Linked DNA regions of Homo sapiens: all the other regions are linked to region 1. A link is a contact called in ENCODE Hi-C or POLR2A ChIA-PET data. All regions are on one chromosome and are shown on one strand. Each heading gives the region's core, a stretch centred on a gene start or an enhancer-like site at or near the end of the contact. The rest is flanking DNA. Distances are from core to core; before and after follow the strand shown. Region 1 has its middle 180 kb from the start of SLC14A2-AS1. Region 2 overlaps SETBP1 (SET binding protein 1). Region 3 overlaps SETBP1 (SET binding protein 1).

Region 1 (2,700 bases), core at 24-2,523:
AAAAAGCAAAATATGTCTTTTGCAATGTCTCCTCTTTTTCCCAACTATTTATCTCTGTTCCTTGTGTCAGGCCTCTCCCAAGGAGCCACCATTGTGTTAAACATCATTCTTTAGAGTCTTTCTCTCAGCCAGCTATATCCTCCCTGAAAGTATTTGCCCATAAAGATTTAACAAGTCTGGGAAGGACAAAGGGAAGACGAAAGAGAAATGGAGGTTTAAGAAGTATAAATTCCTAAATCTGACCATATTTTTTTTCTCTCCTTCTTTTGATTGTGTTTGCTTTCATTATGGCTCTTTCAAATTCTGCTTTATATTAGGTTGAAGCCTCTAAAATTGCCGTTTTTGTAGTTCAAAATCAGTTAAACATTAGCAGTTTAATAGGATTCAGCCTAATGACATTGAGTCAATGTGTTCTGGGGAGACCAGGGATGTCCCACAGCATCCTAGCACTTCCTGTGTGCCACCCGATTGAATTAAGGTTCCTATCTCAGTGGACTTGTTTGCCAAGGTAGATTCCAAACACCAGTATGTAGTCTCAGCCCTGCCTTCCACCTCCCAAGACCAAAAATGCATCCTGTTTTCTGGGGCATTTGCACTAACAGACATTGAGAAGTTGCAGGTTTTTCTTTGGGTTTTCATCACCCTTCTCAGAGATGACTGTTGAACTACTCTTAGTACTGCATGTAACACGCATGCACTGGAGGGTTCAAGTTTAATGGCCATAGGGAAGGAAGGCAAAAGAGAAAATGTGAAAGAGACGTTATAATTTGAAAGCACAAAAACCCTTTCTTTAGTGGCTTGTGGGGTATATGCCCATCTATTAAATTGGAGTAAGCTTCTCAAAGATAGGTATTGAACTTTCCATGCCCCATATATTACTAGAAACATAATAGCTGTTCAGTAAGTATCTACTGAGTCAAAGTAGAACACTCTGTTAAGGATCCTCAGTAGTGAACCCATAGCAGTGGATCCAGAATGTCCCTTCTCCAGGCATTTTTTTAAACCACGCCATGGTGGCAGCCACTGTTTCCTTGTACTTGTGAAACCAGCTTTGATCCAAGTTTCTTCAATCTTTTTACTCTTTTTCTGCACTCAAGCAATCGCCAACGATTATTTTAAGCAAGATTCACATCTCTAAGTCCTTTTTTATTCCTCCCCCAAGGACTCTAAAAGCAAAGAAAACAAGAAGTCAGGAAAGTTGAAGCCTCTGAACTCCATCCTGGCCTCACCCCATCACCTCACACCCTCCTAGCTTCTGCAGGATAGGCTCAGCTCCCCTTCCTCCCCCTCACCCCACCCCCTGGGGCTGTTACCCTATCCCAAGGAATTCCAGCAAGTCTTGGAACAAAGACTGGCAGCACATGTAATGCCCTGTCTGGACTGAGACTAGAATGCAATTAGCCAGGGGAGGTTGTGAAATTTGTTTTTAAATGCTATGAATGTTTTATCTCCTGACCCTCACCTCCATAACATTCCCCTTTCAGCCACCGCCCCCCACCCCCGCACACACACACACAACCCCTTCACACTGGGTCTTTGCAAAGTAAAGTATGACCTTTAGATTGAGACATTCTCTGTTGCAATATGTTGGAATATGTTTCAACGCCGTAACTCGAGATCTATTTACTAAACTGTTTGGCACATTCAGCACATCCTGGGGGAATTGTTGGCGGGACCTGCGGTGCGTTTTTCACTCCTCCCTGATGCATTACCAGACATAAGGTCATCCCAGTCTAGCAAAGATGGGTGCTGTGCAGGGCTCATTACCTCGCAGCAAGCCAGCCAGATGAGGCCGTGGGATGTTTTCTCTTCATCATTCAAGCTTGAAAGGAAACTGTCAGCCTCCACTTGCTCTTAAAACAATGAAAATTTAGGTGACAGTGCTCTCATTAGCTCAATGGAAATGAAGGTTTCCAGGCAAAGACTTCCCTCTAGAAGTCAACGGGTGAGTCTCAGCTTCTGAGGAATGGGTGGTGTCAACGTCAGTGACCCACACTCGGATGACCAGAAACTTTCAGGATACACAGCTTCTGAGCTGGGGAAAATGGGCAGATTTTAGATAGGTGACAGGTTTTTTCACAGCTGCCCCTTTGCTGGGAAATGGATATATTCATAAGACTGTCTTCTTGTGACTTACATACATTCACATGACCAGAAAACAAGCAAGGGTATTATTACACTGGTGAATCCTCTCCCTAGGAGAAACTCAAACAAAAGTGCCAAGTGTCGATCCTGTTCTCCAGAATTACATTGCAGAATTTCTAATCTAAGAGGGTTTGGTTAATATTTGATGAACCACTTGGATAATGCACAGAATTATGGGAGTCCTAGTAATTGCTTACATTTGTGTAGCACTACCTTCTAGGACATCCATATGCATTATTTTCTTATTTGATCCTCGTAACAGCCGTGTTTAATGGTCTTGGTGAGTATTCAGTCTGTTTTTATAGAATCATAGGAATACTAGAAGTAAAGGTGACCTAAGCTGTAATCTTGATCAATGGATGCTAACCAGGGATGCATGTTAATTTATCCAGGGAACTGTTTCCAAACCTGTGTGCCTGTGTTCCCCTCCCCAACAAACTCCTCAATTCTTCCTGCACCCTCCAAAATACACATACAGGGTCTGGATCAGTGAGTGAGGGGTGAAGTCCAGGCATAAATACTTTTTAGAGAAAAATACGCCAAGTGATTTCAAAG
Region 2 (2,700 bases), core at 191-2,690, 400 kb before region 1:
AAAATTTGTCCTATGCCAGCCATGTTCTTTAAATTAATTATCTCCATGGCCAAGAGTATGCATTTATGAGCCAGCTGAAAAGTCAGGGTTATTCCATTTGGGGGAAAAATTAAGTAGAATTAAGCAGTTAATACACCACTGAGCATGGAAGCTTCAGCATTGAACATTAAACAGTTATCTTGATACACTTTGCTTCTCTTCCATCTATGGACATGATTGATTACTTAACCTCCCCTTATGACTGGTCAAAGCTTTGAGAATTGGTTGTTATGGAAAATGAGCTATGCAGTACATTGAAACCCACAACTTTCATAATATTCCTCCTGACAGTGCCCTAATGCTACCTGGAGGAGTGTGTGCAGTCTAGAAGACACAAGATAGCAGATGCCCATGAGAAAATGAGCCAGCATGGTGGTTGCTTAAGGGTAAAGAGAATGAGGTGTTGAGGTGCATTTGCAGAAGTCCCATGGCTGCCAGGGAGACCCACACTCCAGTCCGTTTTTTTTTCCTTCTCTTGCCAAATTTTCTGCTTTTCAGAAAAATCCCTACAGTCATCTTTTTATTTGGCTGTAGACAGACACAAACAGGAAAACATCAAGATGGCCCAGTTGTAGATGTGGGACCCTTGAGACTGTGGCTTCCGTTCAGCTTGCACTAAGAGGGCAACTGCCATCTAGTTAATAAATGATGCCAGGTTGGGGGTTAGGCACTTTTGTGATTCTAGTTCCCCAGGCTCCTGTCACTCTGTCCTTCCCTCTGATAAACAGGCTCTGGGATCAGTGAGTCAGATGTCATCCACAGCCTAGGGCTTGGTGTAGAGTCAGTGCAGGGGAGCTCTAGAAGAAATGGCTAGAGAGGGAAAATGACCTGTACTGTATTTAGAGCTTTGAAGAGTGAAGTTTTTACTCCATCTTTAATCCAAAATTAAGAATAGTTGCATTTTAGTATTTATAATGGTACAGCTGAGTAGAACTGTGTATACCCTTTATCATATTAGCCACTTTATTATTTATTATATTAATGGGGAAACTGAGGTTCAGAGGAACAGTGAATGCACTAGAAACCAGGTTTGTTAATATGCTTTTCCTACCATGCCCCCTGTGCTTTGAGTTGCCTTTGCATTCTAGGAGTCAAATTTGCTAATATGGCAGAGGATGGGTTTATTCAGAAGAAATCTAGAAATACACCATAGACCCTAGGGTTGTTTCCATGCCAACTCACCTGATTATTTAGTAACAAATAGACTCCCAAACCAAAGTACATTGCTCATCCCCCACCCTCAACCTTGGGGATAACTGATTAAGCTAGATACCCCATTAGCAAATCACCTCCTATGTGGCATCAAATGTGTTCCCAGATGGTTCAGAAGAGCATAGTCACTTTTCAAGATCAGGGAGAGCAGAGCAGGACGGCAGTTCAGGATAGGCGTGTCCAGCTTAGGCAGCCTCTCTCCATGTTCCAACCATGCTCTTTTTCCTTCTTGATCCTGTGTGAGTTTTTTTTTTTTTTTTTTTTTTTTTTTTCACGAGAATGAGCTAAATTTTCCAGGGCTCGTTTAATGGCTGGGAAAGTTGCTACAGTTCTGCCTGGATTTTTTTTTTTTTTTAAACCACAGCGCTCAAGCTGTTGGGTACATACCCATGAGGCAGTAACCATAAAGCTAAGAGACAACTAAATCTTAGTTCCATCTCCAAAAATGTATGTTTTTTTTTCACCCTGAAAATTCACACATAATAAAATACTTAAGAACCTCCTTTCATTTCCCCGTATAAATACAGGGCTGCAAGGGAAGGAGATTGGATCCAAGAAGAGAGGACAGGCTGTAGCCTGCACCAGAGCTGGGACCCACTCAACTCACAGACTCACTGCAGAAAAACCAGGCTGGATAGTCAGGCTACTTTTATGATGGGAGAAATGACTATTTTTATAGCACACTAAATAAAACCTGCTTTTGGAGCTAGAAGTTTACTGCCAGAATGGGGAGGGCTGTTGTTTTTGTTTTCTGTTCTCCTTCCTTTCTCCCAAACCCTCCTTTTCAGCTGAGACAGGAAAGGAAGGTAGTGAGTTTTCAGGAGTCCTTAGAAAGTCTGTAGAAATAATATGATTTTAAAGATTATACTAAACATTATCCTAATTTATCCCAGCATCTCATGCTGATTTTACAGGGAGTACATTCAGCATTCTTGCCTTTCCCAAATCATTAGAAGAGTTCTCTCAACCAAGCAATAACAAACAACAGCAATAACCTCCATTTATATAGTTTTTTTTGGTTTCCAAAATGTTTTCACATCCATTAGGACTTCAGGGCAACCTGGAGAAGCCGGGTGATCAATTCTTTATTATAGAAAGAAGGAGTGATACCCAGAGAGGTTAGGTTACTTGCCCAAGGTCATGCCACTAATTAAGAGGTGAGTGAAAAGTAAAAAGCAGATACATTAAATAAAGAGCAAATAAAATTAAGACCCTCAGCTGGGAAGGGGGAAGTTGTTGGGGACATTACAGTGAGGGTAAGGCAAGGCTGAGGCATGATTCTGAATGTAGATATTACATTTTATTTATTTTTATTTGTGTTTGAGAGGGGGGTCTCACTCTGTCACCCAGGCCAGAATGCAGTGGCATTGTCATAGCTCACTGCAGCCTTGAACTCTGGGTTCAAGTGATCGCCCCACCTTGGCTTCCAAAAGTGCTGAGATTACAGGT
Region 3 (2,700 bases), core at 5-2,504, 500 kb before region 1:
ACACTCATCATCTTACATATCCTTTTGAGTTTGCTTTCGCTTACCATGGTTACAAATATTTCCCCATGTTTTCTTGGTGATTCTAATTACCGGACAATATTTCACTGAATGTGTGTGTGTGTGTGTGTGTGTCTGTGTGTGTGTGTGTATACACACACATTTACTTTAATGGTTTACTATTATTGGACTACTTTTGGAAGTAGTTGCACAGCTTTTTATGTAGCTTTTTATTCTCTGAGATTGTTTCATTCAGACAGATACTTGAGAGTGGGAGTAGACTTCCCTTTTTCCTCTTGATACATGTGTCACGCTGTTTTTCAAAAGATATATAAGAATCAAAATGCTACCTTTGGTTGGAGATGGGCAATCCATCACCTGGTTTCCTTTTGAGCAGTAGTACCAGACACCAGATACACGCAAAATTCATTTTCTCTCTCATCAGAACTTCTGAATGTTTATCTGTCACTCTGTCAGCTGAGAGAGTGTGGGTATAATTCTATCCTTTTCATCCTCCCTCTGTATATCACTGGATGTTTTCTTTCTCTGGTAAGGCTTACTGTGTATGTTTCCTTCATTTGCAGACTGTCACAAAAACATTTTTGAAAGTAGGTGGAGGTGCACATGGAAATGGAAGCTTTTTCTCTCACTTAATCTTCGTAAGATCCGAAGTGGTGGCAGAGGGTACCCCTGTATTACAGCAGAGGACACTAGATCCTCAGAGGTCAGCAGCCTGCTCATGGTCCCATGCAGGGCAGAGGAAGGAAACTCCCATCCAGGCCCTGTGACTGCATATTTAGCATCTTTTCACAGCCCCACAAGGAAGTGTAATTGTGTGCCCCCACTGAGATCACACATGGCTTGACTATCTTGGTCTGCTTTGGCTTACATGATAATCCTGTCCTCAGGTTAAAATCAGGCAACAATTGGACCCTAACAATTTCCATTGAGAATGATTGTTTCAATATGAACTGGGACTGCGTGTAACCTACATGGACACCTCTTGAAGACAAGGCAAATTGTAATGATCTCCAAACCAGCAGCAAAAAGTAAGGACTCAACAACCAGGTTAGGGCGAAGAAGGATCATTCTTTACAAAAAAAAAAGTTGCCTTGCTGTACACGTCATCATTGCTGATGGTGGAAGGAACAGACAACTGGAAGTTGTACTAGGCTTGCCTGTCCTGGCAGCTTTGGGAGACTGGCTGGTTATGAGGAGTGGCAGCGCTTGCTGGCAGCCCTTTCTGGCCAGCTCAGTAGGGGGACATTCCTCACCAGGGCAGCCCAGGCTGGGCTTGGAGCCACCCAGCTGAGCGCCACGTGGCGGGCAGGCAGTCACATGGCTGGGATTTGGGTTTGGAATCACAGTGCTGAACCTACAGCCTAGTCAACTCCCTGTTTTAGGGCATTCATTTTTTCAATCACACCAGTTGGTTGGCAGGTGTAAATGTTCTGGGGGAGGACACCAGAATGGAGTGAAGACATCATCTGTTTCCTAACTCTTGTAGCTTTTGACTGGGTACTTTCCTGGCCATCAAATGCTGAGAGATCTAGCACCTGCTGGTCCTCTATGTGGGCGGGAACTGTGAGGTCCAGCCTGGTGTATGTCTCTGTCCTAAGCCTTATATTTCTGAATGGTGGTGGGTGGGGGATGGGGACCAAGATTGAGACCTGGGGTTCTTTTCTCCTTTACAAACTGTGCAGGCACAGGGCACAGCTTCAGAGACCCTCCATACTGGAGGAAAATAGTGCAACTCTACTAGCTCCCTCACTTCGTCATCCACACAATTTTCTGAAATGTCAATCCTGTGCTCACTTCCTGGGAATGCAGGGTTGGAATGATTCCAGTTCCACAATGGGCAGAGATCATGTCTTGATCACTTACGGTGGAAATATTCCATGTCTAGCACAGTGCCTGGCACATGGAAATTGCTCAGTTAACACTTGTCTTATGGACTGATTGAAGATGTAGTCTCTGAGTTCAAGGAGCTCACAATTTAGTGGGAAAAGGAAGATGGATAAAGAGTCACAATGACATTGTGGTAAGTGACTTGATAGAAATGTATACTTGGTAGCTTGGGAGCCATCAAAGTAACATTTCCTTTCATTGAAGTAAGAGGATTACAGTTCCTTATTGGCAGGTAAGGATCTTGCTCCCCACAGGATATCCAAAGAAATATATTGCTTCCCACAAAGATGTATTGACTCTGGAAACAGCATGGGTTAGTGGAAAGCAGTCTAGGTTGGGGGTAGGAAGACCTGTGTTCCAGACCTCTCTTGCTGAGTGGCCTCAGGCATAATCTCTTTGTGCCACTGTTGTTTTCATACGTGAAATCAGGACGTTAACTCCTTCTCTGCCCACCTTCCAGCAAAGGCATTGCTTAACAGGCCCTACTGGCTCCCTGTCCTCTACAGAATTAAATCCAAACTCTGGAAGGTGGAATTGAGGCTCTTGCTGGTGCGTCTCTTTCCTTTTGCATCTGTCATTATGGTCACATCAGTCTCCTGGATTTCCTCAGACATTCTTTGTCTTTCTGTGTCCCTATACATCCTTGCGGGGCCCTACCTCTGCCTCAAATGCTCTTTCAGAATTGGCTTGTCCAGAGACTTTCTAAACTTAAATGGCACTTTCTCCCCTGTGCAGAATGGTCACTACCTCACCCATGGCTGGACCCATGCCTCTTTAGGCATCCTTCTAACAGAG

Evidence for each region. A loop is a pair of places that touch in the nucleus more often than their neighbours do. ChIA-PET counts read pairs that join two places held with the same protein, here RNA polymerase II (POLR2A).
Region 2: a loop to region 1 is called in a map of sciatic nerve, with 5 times the contacts of the local background. The contact joins two enhancer-like sites. A Hi-C loop is called at or near these places in 1 of 168 maps with a recorded cell type or tissue (sciatic nerve). POLR2A ChIA-PET finds 5 or more read pairs at or near these places in 3 of 52 experiments (GM12878, Panc1 and WTC11).
Region 3: a loop to region 1 is called in a map of gastrocnemius medialis, with 4 times the contacts of the local background. The contact joins two enhancer-like sites. A Hi-C loop is called at or near these places in 1 of 168 maps with a recorded cell type or tissue (gastrocnemius medialis). POLR2A ChIA-PET finds 5 or more read pairs at or near these places in 1 of 52 experiments (H1).

What each region holds. Positions count from the first base shown.
Region 1 is chr18:45,323,263-45,325,962 of GRCh38, forward strand. It overlaps a transcript of SLC14A2 not described here. Among named protein-coding and RNA genes, the nearest start is that of SLC14A2-AS1, 180 kb to the right of the region's middle. Within about 2 kb of position 1,274, at least 7 of the 41 ENCODE cell types and tissues checked have a DNase peak (open chromatin) inside an H3K27ac peak, as active enhancers do; they include gastrocnemius medialis, where a contact is called at or near this core.
Region 2 is chr18:44,923,513-44,926,212 of GRCh38, forward strand. The region is part of intron 3 of SETBP1 (SET binding protein 1); the gene reads left to right. Among named protein-coding and RNA genes, the nearest start is that of MIR4319, 45 kb to the right of the region's middle. Within about 2 kb of position 1,441, at least 2 of the 41 ENCODE cell types and tissues checked have a DNase peak (open chromatin) inside an H3K27ac peak, as active enhancers do.
Region 3 is chr18:44,818,862-44,821,561 of GRCh38, forward strand. The region is part of intron 2 of SETBP1 (SET binding protein 1); the gene reads left to right. Among named protein-coding and RNA genes, the nearest start is that of SETBP1, 140 kb to the left of the region's middle. Within about 2 kb of position 1,255, at least 8 of the 41 ENCODE cell types and tissues checked have a DNase peak (open chromatin) inside an H3K27ac peak, as active enhancers do; they include gastrocnemius medialis, where a contact is called at or near this core.